3 separate regions of the Homo sapiens genome follow, and regions 1 and 3 are each linked to region 2. Evidence: chromatin contacts called from ENCODE Hi-C or POLR2A ChIA-PET data. All regions are on one chromosome and are shown on one strand. Each heading gives the region's core, a stretch centred on a gene start or an enhancer-like site at or near the end of the contact. The rest is flanking DNA. Distances are from core to core; before and after follow the strand shown.

Region 1 (4,168 bases), core at 537-3,036, 56 kb after region 2:
GCCTCCTGAGTAGCTGGGATTACAGGCACCCACTACCACACCCAGCTAATTTTCCTGTATTTTCAGTAGAGACAGGGTTTCACCATCGTGACCAGGCTGGTCTTGAACTCCTGACCTTGGGATCCACCCGCCTCAGCCTCCCAAAGTGCTGGAATTACCGGCGTGAGCCACTGCACCCAGCTGAGTAGCTTCTATTTAACTGCAGCCACCCAAGTCAACTCATATACCATGGGAATGTGAGCTCTGTATTGCCAGGTCTTCTGAATTTTCAAAAACGCCCTCAAATATGGATTTTCATTTGAACTCTCTTGATTTTTTATTGTTACCTCAAAATTTTATAAAGCAGTGTGGGTCTTTTTGTTTCGTTTTGTTTTTCTTGAGGTGGAGTCTCTCCCTTTCACCCAAGCTGGAGTGCAGTGATGTGATCACAGCTCACTACAACCTCCACCTCCCGGGTTCAAGTGATTCTCATGCCTCGACCTCCCGAGTAGCTGGAATTACAGCTGTTTACCACCATGGGTGGCTAATTTTTGTATTTTTAGTAGACACAGGGTTTCACCATGTTGGCTAGGCTGGTCTCGAACTCCTGACCTCAAGTGATTCGCCCGCCTCGGCCTCCCAAAGTGCTGGGATTACAAGCATGAGCCAACGCGCCCAGCCAGGTCTTTTCTGTGTAGATTCCTAGGGCCTCTTTAGCATCTAATGTTACATGACCCTAAGAGCATGCCTGGTTGTTCTGCTGCCCTGGAACATTCTGAGATGCTTCCACAATCCTCCCTTCAGTTCTCCTGAATGCTCTTGGAGCTTTGTTTTTGGGTGCCCTAGCCTCAGGCTTTGCTGCAGTTCTGGGAACTGATCACCTCATCTTGAGGGGATAAACTTTTTGGAGCTGGGATTTCCCTCACAGAGATAGGGTTCCCCTAATTCTCATTTCTTGGGCTTAGAGTAAGTAAAAGGGTGAATTGGATATTGAAAGTCCGGCTGGCAGATCAGTCTCACCTCTTGGAATGTCCTATTGGCCGGGTCTCTAGGCAAGTCTCCTCCCACCCAAAACACAGTTTTTGGGTCTAGAGTGTACCTCTTATTCCTTATCTGAAATGGGAGGATTTCTGGGGTGTAAGACTCTTTGCCATCCCATCCATCCACCTTCTTAGATGTCAGGGTTCCTGGCCTTTTTCTACTTCATTTCTCACAAGTCACTACTCCTGCCCAAAATACTGGCCTCTGGTTCTCAAAACCATCTGGCTCACCACTGGAAACCAGCCAGCCAACGTCTGGCACGTCTGAGCAGCCTCAATTCCTCAGATTCCTCTCCTACTTGGTTCCTGAGGCACTCAAAGGCCTTCCTCTGGCCAACATCTCTTGGCCATTTACCCCTGTTTATCTTACGGTCAGATTGGCAAGAATCTTAAGTCCCTCCCCTGCCCACTCGTGCAGTCTCATCAGGCTTAGGGGACCTAGGAAAGCCCCAGATCAGCTTATCAAGGACCGCCAGGAGTTAGATCCACTGCAGAAATGAACACTAAACAAGAGGACCAAATCCTGTACCCTGTCCACATATTCAGACTCCCTGACCAAGCTACCATCAGGCCAAAAGTAAAAGCTGTCACAGTATGTGCTAAATCAACAGAACATAAGAGGAAGCAAAGGAAATAGAAACATATTTTCTTTTTTTTTTTCTGAGACAAAGTTTCACTCTGTCACCCAGGCTGGAGTGCAGTGGCGCAATCTCGGCTCACTGCAACCTCTGCCACCCACGTTCAAGCTATTCTCCTGCCTCAGCCTCCCATGTAGCTGGGATTTCAGGCACGTGCCACCACACCCAGCTAATGTTTGTATTTTTAGTAGAGACGGGGGTTTCACCATGTTAGCCAGGCTGGTCTCAAATCCTGACCTCGTGATCGTCCCACCTAGGCCTCCCAAAATGCTGGGATTATAAGCATGAGCCACTGCACCCAGCCTAGGAACATATTTTTAAAGTGAGCCCTTGCACATTCTAACGGCCCCTCTCAGCATCCACTCTTATTTACTTAGTCAGCAAATGTGGCCCTGTGAGGGATTTGGCTGGCCAAACACAGCCTCTGCCTTCTCAACAGCTCTCCTCTGTCTAGCATAGTCCTTGCTTGAGTGGAACAGTTTTTCAAAACGTTCTGCACTTCTCCTGGTGAGCTGCGGACTGAGAGTGGCTGCTATGGGTTTCTGCCCAATGGTTTTTTGCTTAAACAACCTATGCTTTTACAAACACACCCTGACCGCTCTGAAGTCGTTTCTGTCCTGGATCTGTATCCCAAGCCACTGTATTGTTTTCATTTCCTGTGCTTCTTAACTTCCTTGTCATAATATTATCTTACATTCATGGCGCCACTAGTCCGCAGGCAGGGTGATATACCACCATTTGGCATCAGTAGAAGTTGTTTCATCCAACTTCAATCGTGGTCACTCTGAGGCGCCCTGCAGTGGCTATTTAGCAAGTCAGGAGTGACTTTCACAGGAATGCAAGGCATGACTTTAGGAATGGTGCATATTTTTCAGATGGGCTGTTCCCTGTTGAAATTGGTTTGTGAAGAATCCTGTGTGCCCAGCAAGGATTTAGAAAGAGAGATGTATACCATGCTGTAGTGTAGACAGTGTATATGGAGTCCTGAACCTCTCTTTCACCTGGCTTTCAAAAGTCAGGTAAGGCCGGCTGGACGCAGTGGCTCACATCTATAATTCCAATGCTTTGGGAGGCTGAAGTGGGAGGACGGCTTGGGGCCAGGTGTTCTGGACCACCCCTGGGCAACATGGGGAGACTTCGTCTCTACAAAAAATTTAAAAGTTAGCCATGCAAAGTGGTGTGCGTCTGTAGTCCCAGCTACGCAGGAGGCTGAGGTGGGAGGATCACTTGAGCCCAGGAGTTCGAGGCTGCAGTGTGCTGTGATCGTGCCACTGCACTCCAGCCTGAGCAACAGAGTGAGACCCTGTCTATTAAAAAAAAAAAAAAAAAAAAAGTCAGGTAAGCTATCAAAACCCCAAGAGTGCACTGCCACAGGGCTGAGCCCACCCAAGACTCCTCCTACCCCGCACAGATAAACTGCCCACTCAGCTGCTTCCACTCAGTGACCAGGAAACCCTAATCCCAATTGTTGCAACAGACTCACAGCCTCCCTGTGGCGCTCAATACACAGAGTCTAGCAGAGGTGAAATCCATAGTCCACAGTTCATATTTTATCTAAGACTTCCCTGATTATAAGATTTCAGAGCTGTGAAAATGGGGGAAAATAGCTAATAGTGATTTTACAATGTCACTATATAAGAATGAAATATAATATAAGAATGAAATATAAGAATGAAAGAAACATTCTTATATTAGAAATGTTAAAATATATGGCTGGGCGCAGTGGCTCATGCCTGTAATCCCAGCACTTTGGGAGGCCGAGGGGGGCAAATCACTGGAGGTCAGGAGTTTAAGACTAGCCTGGCCAGCATGGTGAAACCCTGTCTCTACTGAAAATACAAAAATTAGCTGGGCATGGTAGCAGGCGCCTATAATCCCAGCTACGTGGGAGGCTGAGGCAGGAGAGTCGCTGGAACCAGGGAGGTGGAGGTTACAGTGACCCGAGATTGTGCCATTGCACTCTAGCCTGGGCAACAGAGTGAGACTCGGTCTCCAAAAAAAAAAAAAAGAGAGAGAAATGTTAAAATATGGAGGGGAATGTGTCTAAATGGATAAAATGCAGTATTACGGACTTGTTAGTACTTTGGTAGCTAAATTATTTGCCTGGGGCACAAGGCATACCTATTCTTTCACCTTATATTATTAATAATGTTGATAACTATGATAATAACACTAATAACTTTTATTTCCATTGTGTCTTATACTTTATAATGTATGTGAAAAGTTTTAATATTCAGATTTCATCCTTCATCCATCCAAGAGATACCCTGAAGCTACCAACCTGGTTTCTCTCCTCTGTCAGGGAAAAATTCTTTCTTCCTGGGCAGGAAGCTAGGTTAATTCACATAAAGAATGACTGAGAAAGAAAGGAGAGTGTGAAGAGGAGGAGAAAAATCAGCAGCACAGGCAGAGAGATGAGAAGGATTTGGGGGGTGGTGTGAATTGAGGAGGTGAGGTTGTGATGCACACATGTGAGGAAAGGGGACTTTCTATTAGTATGGACCACATGCT
Region 2 (4,323 bases), core at 1,157-3,656:
ATCCCAAATTCAGTTCAGTTTTTAATGCAGATGAATTCATCTCCATCTCCCCTAGATGGTTCTTGACACACCACTGCACAACTGAAGATTCATTACTGTGCCCTGCCAAGCCCTGGACAGGCCAGGCCAGGTGCTATCCTTTTAGTGGCAACAGAGAACCAGAAATAGGCTTGAAAATGTAACCTCTCTTTTCTCTCTCCCTCTAGTACTGCAAGAGAAAGGAAGCACTCGAAAGGTAGATTCTTTGTTTGAGTTTATGCCACATCCCTTAAAGCAGTTTGGGTTTCAGATAACAGTTCTCCTCCTCATATTACATAGCCAACAAGGTAGAGAAAGCATCAATTTATGGACCAAAATACTCAGTTTCCATTCCCAGGGTTGCCAAATGACCTTGGATAAGTCACTTTACTTCCCTGAGACTCGGTTTCCCTGTTGGTAAAGGGCCACAGTTATGTCTCACAGAGCTGTTGTGAGGCGTGAGAAATCACACAGAAATCTTTCAGAATGGTAAAAGACTATATAAATAGGTGATTGTTAGTCATCATTAGCTAGAAAACTACTATTTATGCAATCGATGATCAATCAATGGGGTAAGCTGTTGGTTGGTTAATGGGTTTTCCCACACTGTGCCTCAGAGAGCTGAGTGACAAGGAAAACCCAAATAAGTTGACTCAATGGCCAGTTCCACTGGCCTGAGAGTCAGGCTGTCCTGCTGCCAGGGGCAGACAGGCCGCACACCTAAATGCAGAGGATAATGGGGCAACTAGGGGTGATGCTGAGAGGAAACTGGCATTTTTCACAGTCTTAGGAAAAAAGAAGAGAGGGACAATGTCACCAGTGGATCCATGTGGGGGCTGACATCATGGGGGAACTGGCAAGGCCTTCTGTATGTGAGGCCTCTCACTCCTTCGTGTTAAAGCCAAACACAGAGAAGTGAAATACAAGGTGACTTTCCCTTTTGGTTTGGGGTGACTTTCCATTAACTGCTAAAAGTTATGTTATTGTCTATAACTTAGCAACAACCATTTCCAAGATCTCCTGATTTCTTTATCATTATTATTTCAGTCTGTTTCTTTGGATATCTTTGCTGTAATCAGTGAGTTTTAAACTAAAGCAAGTTCTTAGTAATGCAAGTCCCTGAGATACGTCTCTGAATAAAGGACTGCAAGACCCACTACGTTTAGGAAATAGACCATTTTCATTAAAGAACCACAACACACATTTGCATTTTAGAGCTCCCAAGAAATACTGAAGAGACCTGTTTAACTTTATTTAACTATGATTTTCCATGCTGAATCCACTCCTACAACTCTCTTTATTTTTGTTAAAGAACATTTGTTAACAACCAATAGAAATAGTTCCCAAGCAAGAATATTTGAGGAAAGTCGCTTTGCTGGACATTTCTATCTACCAGCAGGTTCATCTTCACCTTAATTCACACTTCCCTGTGCCCAGAAAGGCTGACTTCTATGGACTGCATCATGAGTTACTTGCCCTCTGGCTTCTGTGTCCAGCCAATAGAGAGTGGGGTCAGGGAATTGATTTCCCTAGCTCCTTCCTTTCAAGGTGAATTTCTGTTTCTACCCCAAGACCACAGTGCCCTCTGTGTGCAGTTACTTTCTCTAGGATCCAGTAACCAATCCTTCTTCTTGCCCCTTCAGGCCAGGGTGGTACCTGTGCCCTGGTGCTGCTAACCCCAGGTTCCTGCTCTGTCCATGGTTGGTTTCCCTTAACTCTGCCCATTCCCATAAAAGTATAATTTACATACCTTTTTTAATCACTTTTTTTTTAATGCATGCACCTTTAGTCCCAACTACATGGGAGGTCAAGGCAAAAGGACTGCTTAAACCCAAGAAATCTGGGCTGTAGTGTACTATGCTGATCAGGTGTCCACACTAATGTTCCAATGGTCGGCGTCAATATAACAACCTCCTGGGAACAGGGGACCACCAACCACACTGCCTAAAGATGGATAAACCTGCCCAGATTGGAAATGGAGCAAGTCAAAACTCCCGTGCTGATCAATGGTGGGACTGTCCCTGTGGAGAGCTACTATACTCCTCAGCAGCATCCCAGTCTCTAAAAACAAAAATATATATATATATATATTTTTTAAAATACTCTTCTTAATTACTCCATTAGCATACACTCCCATTTTCCCACCAGGATCCTAACACACTGCTTTAGTCAGTGTCCATGAGGGGATAGCAAAAAAGTCTAACCTGGTAACATAAGGGAAATAGTTTTAAAATCTAGTTTATTACCACTTGCAGTTCGAATCCTGTAAGATATGCAAAACAGGGCATAGACTGTCTGTGTCATATTTAGATCCCTGCAATGGCTCAGCCTGATGTCACTGGGCCATTAGTCCCCGTCCTGACTCATCATGCATTATGATCTCACAGCCTTGAAAAGGGCTTTGACAAGGCCAGAGCCACAAGAGCCCAGCCATATCCTCAGCTGTTGACAAAGACTTCCAGTTCCTTTTAGGATATTCAGAATTCTAAGCTGGAACACTGGTCGGGAAAAACTTCGTTTTTGAAAAAGCAGTTTTGATGCCAGATGCCAAATGCCAATCTAATGAAAGGCATCTGCAGTGGGTTCTCCTTTACAAATGGGAAACACTCTCATGGGCTTTCTTGCCAGGATTTTTGAAGACTGTGAAAAAGCAATTTCAATAGACAGGTCCCATGTCCTTGGTCAGTTTTGAAACATGTACTGAATGGCTACTGATGCAAGTGCTAGGGCCTGGGGACTGGTGAGAGGAGGAATGGAAATGAATGAAAATGTGGTCCCTTCCCTTGAGGAATTGACAATATCATTAAAAGAAAATATATAATCTCAATATTTGACCCCAACCATATACAGCACAAAATAGTCATTATAAATAGTTTGGATATCTAATACAAATTTAAAAGGTAAAAGTCTTTATATGTAGTTCAGTGTTGAGAACAGCTTTTGTATGTCTGTCCGCTCATGCTTGTGTCTGTGTGTCTATCTATGTGCATGCCAAAAAAATCTCCATTTTTTTTTTGTTTCGTTTTGTTTTGAGATATAGTCTCACTCACTCTGTCATCCAGGCTGCAGTGCAGTGGCGCAATCTCAGCCTACTGCAACTTCGGCCTCCCAGGTTCAAGCAATTCTTCTGCCTCATCCTCCTGAGTATCTGGGATTACAGGCACCTGCCACCACACATGGCTAATTTTTGTATTTTTAGTAGAGATGGAGTTTTACCATGTTGACCAGGCTGGTCTCAAACCCCTGACCTCAAGTGATCCACCCGCCTCCGCCTCCCAAAGTGCTGGGATTACAGGTGTAAGCCACTGTGCCCAGCCTCAAAGAAATGGAGTTTAGAAACAGCATGGTAAAAGGAAAAGATTATTGTCTACGTTTGCAGTTAATTAATAGCTACATGAGCAGAGGGTAAATTACTTAATCTTTCTAAAATTTCCTCACCTGAAAAGATAGGCATAAATGAAAGATACCAAGTAAGTAGAAAACAAGCACCATTCTCATGAAAATTCATAAAATAAGATAAACAAAGGAAACTAGACCAAGCTGGCACTTAGGAAGAACTCATAAATGTCAATTCTCCTCCCTTCCTTCAGACAAAAAGGGGTTCTGAAATCTATTTCTAGTTTGTTTGTAAAGGCTTTGTAGAGAAGGTGACTTTTAAAGGATATGATGAATAAAAGGGAAAGGCCAACAGAAATCATGCCCCTTTCAGGTCCTGTGCCAGGGAGTAGGGATCAGAGAATTGGAAAAAAAGAAAAATCAGTGTCCATATAAAGGTCATGCAATTCATTCTGTTGCCTCTAGAGAGAATTAAACTTAAGCCAGTCTAGAAAAATACTTTCTTTTCTAACAGAATTTCTAGAAAAAATAGTTCAACAACTTGCATAGATAATGTCTCCCAGGGCCACTCCAATTTTGTATCCAAACTTTTACATTCAAGAACTTCTCTCTACTTTTTAATAGCCTCTCATCCGCAATTTCATCTCCACTGCCCGACCCCGATCCTATGCTCCCTGAGATAGCATAAATTTACCCAAAATTCATCTGCTGGCACTCCCTATTTTTTTTAGGCTATCATTTGTACTCCCTTTTTCCAGTCTTCAGGAAAGTGTTATGTAGGTACCAGCCTGACATGGGAAGGAGACTGGAAATAAATTTAACTTAGGTCCTGAGGTGCCTTAATCCCAGGTAAACTTTAAAAATCACCTGGAGAAGAACTGACACTTTGTTTTGAAGAGTTGGAAAGCTTCTGAAGCCAATTCACACACCACCGCCACCACCACCACCACCACCACCACCACCTTCTTC
Region 3 (4,145 bases), core at 618-3,117, 40 kb before region 2:
GATTTCCAAAATAATTTGTTTTTAAAGATACAAACATATATCAATTGAGTTTTTACTCAAAAATTTAAAAGATTGCTGTAGAATCAAAGGCTAGTATAAGGCAATGGCTGAAGTCATGGACTAAGGACCAGGTTGCCTGTGTTTAAATGTCTGCTCTATTACTTACCAGCTGGGTAATCCAGGGTAAGAAACTTCATGTTGCTGCACCTCAGTTTCCTCCTTTGTAAAATGGGATAACAATACCACTTACTTTCTACTTCATAGAGTAATTATGACAATATTATTTATGACAATAAAATGAATAATATTTCTCCAGGGCCTGGAACAGTCCACGGCACATATTAAACATTGCATGGATTTACAGTTTTATTGTTGTTGGGTTTTTATTTTTGTTTCGTTATTTTGTTTTTGGGAGCATCTTCGCTCATTTTGTATTTCATACCTAACAATTCAGTCTCACATCCTTAATGCATCAACTACAATTTTCTAGTTTCTTTAGAATGTAGCAAGAACTTAAAGATACTCTTGAAGCAATCTGAGGACAAATCTTCTAGATTTTAATGATTTGTTCTCAATCTTTTATAGTTGCATGTCCATACCTAATCTGACAGCATTTGGTGATGGTGGGGAGAATGTTCTTTGCTATATTTTCATCCATTTACATAATTCCTAATTACATATTTTTTTCACTGCAAACTTTATAAACACATCTGGGAACAAACAAAACTGACTCCTGGTAAGTAGACCATGCAACTGGTGGGAGATGTGTTTAGATGCACTGTGAGAATGCCAGTGTCACATCTTGAGCCTACTGAGGACTTTGCAGATAGAATAGAGGTTGTATCCATTAATCTAGTGGTTTCCTTAAGTGGAGATGAGTTAAGGGACTCTATTGTATACAAGTCAACAATGATTGTGTTTGGGTTGCATAGTCTTCCTTCTCATCTTTTTTTTTTTTTTTTTTCTGGCAGGGTCTTTCTCTGTCACCGAGGCTGGAGTGCAGTGATGCAATCATGGCTCATTGCAACCTCAAACTCCTGGGCTCAAGAGATCCTCCTGCCTCAGCCTCCCAAGTAGCTGGGACTACAGGTGCCTGCCACAACACCCACTTGATTTCTAAATTTTTTGTAGAGACAGTCTCTCCATGTTGCCCAGGCCTCCCAGAGAGCTGAGATTACAGGCGCGAGCCACTGCACCCGGCCCTATTCCAATTTTTTAAAAATGATGAACATGTATTATGGCTCTTACCTGACAAAGAAAAAAAATCAACACTTCATTTTTTGGAAAGTATTTTTTTAGTAAATCCATTTCCAGAAGACTAGAATGCAAACACAAAGAAAATGAGCAGTGAATATTGTTAATTCATGCACCCTTGTATCCAAACAATGGGTTGCTAGATTCTACAGAACACTAGGATCTGAGCATCAGCAGTCATTGTTGTTACTTGATGAAAGGACAATGTATTATTGATTGCTGCTATTATAAGGCACAATTTCCTAAATGCTACAGAAGTCAGAGGGGAATCCAGCTTTATACTAAGAAGGTTCACATACTCTAATATTCACATTCTAGTTTCATTTTGACTCTAAAATTGCACAGAAACCAAATGAGCAAATCTGCATTTCCTCCTAAATCTATATGCAAACGGTGAGGCAGGGATTCCCCTTGTAGTTGGCATTCGTTAGCAGAAAGGATTCTGGACAACCTCAAGCTCAAACTGCCTTAGCACCAATCCAATCTAGCTGAATTGGACACTTCCTGTGCTTTGCCAAATTTCACAGATCTCATTGCAAGCTCACTCCTCTGTAACATATCATTGTTACTTTGCTTTCTGATCAACTCTTAATTCTCACAGTCTTCCTTGATCAAGAGAGAGGAAGTGAGAGAGGTGTGCAGTTATTGCTGCATTGATTGTCATCACTTGACAGATGGAGAAGCCAAGGTTACAAGCCACGTTTTTTTTAATCACAATGGAGCATGCCATATCTCTCCTCTGTCTCAGAAATTTGATCATAGGACACTTCATGGGGTGTTTTTTCTTTTCTTTTTAACATTTTTTGAGATGGAGTCTCACTCTGTCGCCCAGGCTGGAATGCAGTGGTGTGATCTCGGCTCGCTGCAACCTCCACCTCCTGGGTTCCAGCGATTCTCCTGCCTCAGACTCCCAAGTAGCTGGGATTATAGGAATGTGCCACCATGTCTGGCTAATTTTTGTGTTTTTAGTAGAGACAGGGTTTCACCATGTTGCCCAGGCTGGTCTCGAACTCCTGACCTCAAAGTGATCCACCTGCCTCAGCCTTCCAAAGGCTTGAGTGTTGGTATTACAGGCATGAGCCACTGCACCTGGCCCATGAGGTGTATTTTCAAGCAAACTATATGTATGAAGCTCATTTCATCACAGGGACAATGGCAGGAGAGTGTAAGAATGCGAGTACAAAGCCTTGGCTAGGCCCCACCTTCTGGTCTTGTCCCTCAGCCCTTCACTACATGCTTTCAGAAGTCTCAGCCTGAAGTCCTTTCAAAAGAGTCCCCCCACTTAAAAAATTGTGCAGAAGAGGCCAGGGGTGGTGGCTCACGCCTGTAATCCCAGCACTTTGGGAGGCCGAGGCGGGTGGATCATGAGGTCAGGAGATCAAGACCAACCTGGCTAACACGGTGAAACCCCATCTCTAATAAAAATACAAAAACCAGATTAGCTGAGTGCGGTGTCAGGTGCCTGTAGTCCCAGCTACTTGGGAGGCTGAGGCAGGAGAATGGTGTGAACCTGGGAGGCAGAGCTTGCAGTGAGCCAAGATCGTGCCACTGCACTCCAGCCTGGGTGACAGAGTGAGACTCTGTCTCAAAAAAAAAAAAAAAATTGTGCAGAACAACCAAACCGAAAGCCTGAGAACCGTGTTCCCAGGCTCCTTAAATGTAATGATGTCCCTCATACTAGTACATTTGCGTCCGGAATTGGTGGGTTCTTGGTCTCACTGACTTCAAGAATGAAGCCATGGACCCTCGCGGTGAGTGTTACAGTTCTTAAAGATGGTGTGTCCAGAGTTTGTTCATTCTGATGTTCGGACATGTTCGGAGTTTCTTCCTTCTGGTGGGTTTGTGGTCTTGCTGGCTTCAGGAGTGAAGCTGCAGACCTTCGCAGTGAGTGTTACAGCGCTTAAGGCAGCACCTCTGGAGTTGTTCATTCCTCCCGTCCAGAGTTGTTCATTCCTCCCGGTGGGTTCCTGGTCTCACTGGCCTCAGGAGTGAAGCTGCAGACCTTCGCAGTGAGTGTTACAGCTCATAAAGGCAATGCGGACCCAAAGAGTGAACAGCAGCAAGATTTATTGCAAAGAGCGAAAGAACAAAGCTTCCACAGTGTGGAAGGGGACCCGAGTGGGTTGCCACTGCTGGCTTGGGCAGCCTGCTTTTATTCTCTTATCTGGGCCTACCCACATCCTGCTGATTGGTCCATTTTACAGAGAGCTGATTGGTCTGTTTTGACAGGGTACTGATTGGTGCATTTACAATCCCTGAGCTAGACACAAAAGTTCTCCAAGTCCCCACTGGATTAGCTAGACACAGAGCACTGATGGGTGCGTTTACAAACTTTGAGCTAGACACAGGGTGCTGATTGGTGTGTTTACAAACCTTGAGCTAGACACAGAGTGCTGATTGGTGTATTTACAATCCCTTAGCTAGACATAAAGGTTCTCCAAGTCTCCACTAGACTTAGGAGCCCAGCTGGCTTCACCTACTGGATCCCACACCAGGTCCGCAGGCGGAGCTGCCCGCCAGTCCCACACCATGCGCCCGCACATTCACAGACCATCCCATCCTATTCACATTTAACCTGAGGAATGTGTTTCCTAATTACATCAAAGTTCCACAGGACAGCAAGATCAAACAGAGAATAAAAAACATAATGGAATATACAGCAGCTCCTTCTGAAGAAACTTCCTCAGTCAACACATCTCCTAAAACTTGCTCCCCTCATTCTTTTGTCAGCAGATCACTCTTTTATGAACTGAAAACCCATTGGCATTATTCATACTAACTCTAAACCACAAATTTTGGGGGATGGGTTCTCTATTGACATATAATTGACAAAATAAAAATTGTATATATTTAAGATGGACAATGTAATGTCTTGATATACATGTATATTG

The links. Hi-C counts contacts between places; a loop is a spot of excess contacts on that map. ChIA-PET counts read pairs that join two places held with the same protein, here RNA polymerase II (POLR2A). Pooled maps may share reads with other maps.
Region 1: a map of ovary shows a loop between it and region 2 (2.2-fold over the local background). The contact joins two enhancer-like sites. A Hi-C loop is called at or near these places in 2 of 168 maps with a recorded cell type or tissue (aorta and ovary) and 1 of 37 single-sample maps with no recorded cell type. POLR2A ChIA-PET finds 5 or more read pairs at or near these places in 3 of 52 experiments (CD8-positive, alpha-beta T cell, activated CD4-positive, alpha-beta T cell and activated T-cell).
Region 3: a map of dorsolateral prefrontal cortex shows a loop between it and region 2 (2.7-fold over the local background). The contact joins two enhancer-like sites. A Hi-C loop is called at or near these places in 3 of 168 maps with a recorded cell type or tissue (PC-9 and dorsolateral prefrontal cortex) and 11 of 50 pooled maps. POLR2A ChIA-PET finds 5 or more read pairs at or near these places in 7 of 52 experiments (AG04450, K562, Panc1 and 3 more).

What each region holds. Positions count from the first base shown.
Region 1 is chr4:38,208,814-38,212,981 of GRCh38, reverse strand. No RefSeq gene overlaps it. Among named protein-coding and RNA genes, the nearest start is that of LINC02513, 160 kb to the left of the region's middle. Within about 2 kb of position 1,786, at least 10 of the 41 ENCODE cell types and tissues checked have a DNase peak (open chromatin) inside an H3K27ac peak, as active enhancers do.
Region 2 is chr4:38,264,899-38,269,221 of GRCh38, reverse strand. No RefSeq gene overlaps it. Among named protein-coding and RNA genes, the nearest start is that of LINC02513, 100 kb to the left of the region's middle. RefSeq lists an enhancer at 726-895. Within about 2 kb of position 2,406, at least 2 of the 41 ENCODE cell types and tissues checked have a DNase peak (open chromatin) inside an H3K27ac peak, as active enhancers do.
Region 3 is chr4:38,304,298-38,308,442 of GRCh38, reverse strand. No RefSeq gene overlaps it. Among named protein-coding and RNA genes, the nearest start is that of LINC02513, 61 kb to the left of the region's middle. RefSeq lists an enhancer at 177-346. Within about 2 kb of position 1,867, at least 3 of the 41 ENCODE cell types and tissues checked have a DNase peak (open chromatin) inside an H3K27ac peak, as active enhancers do.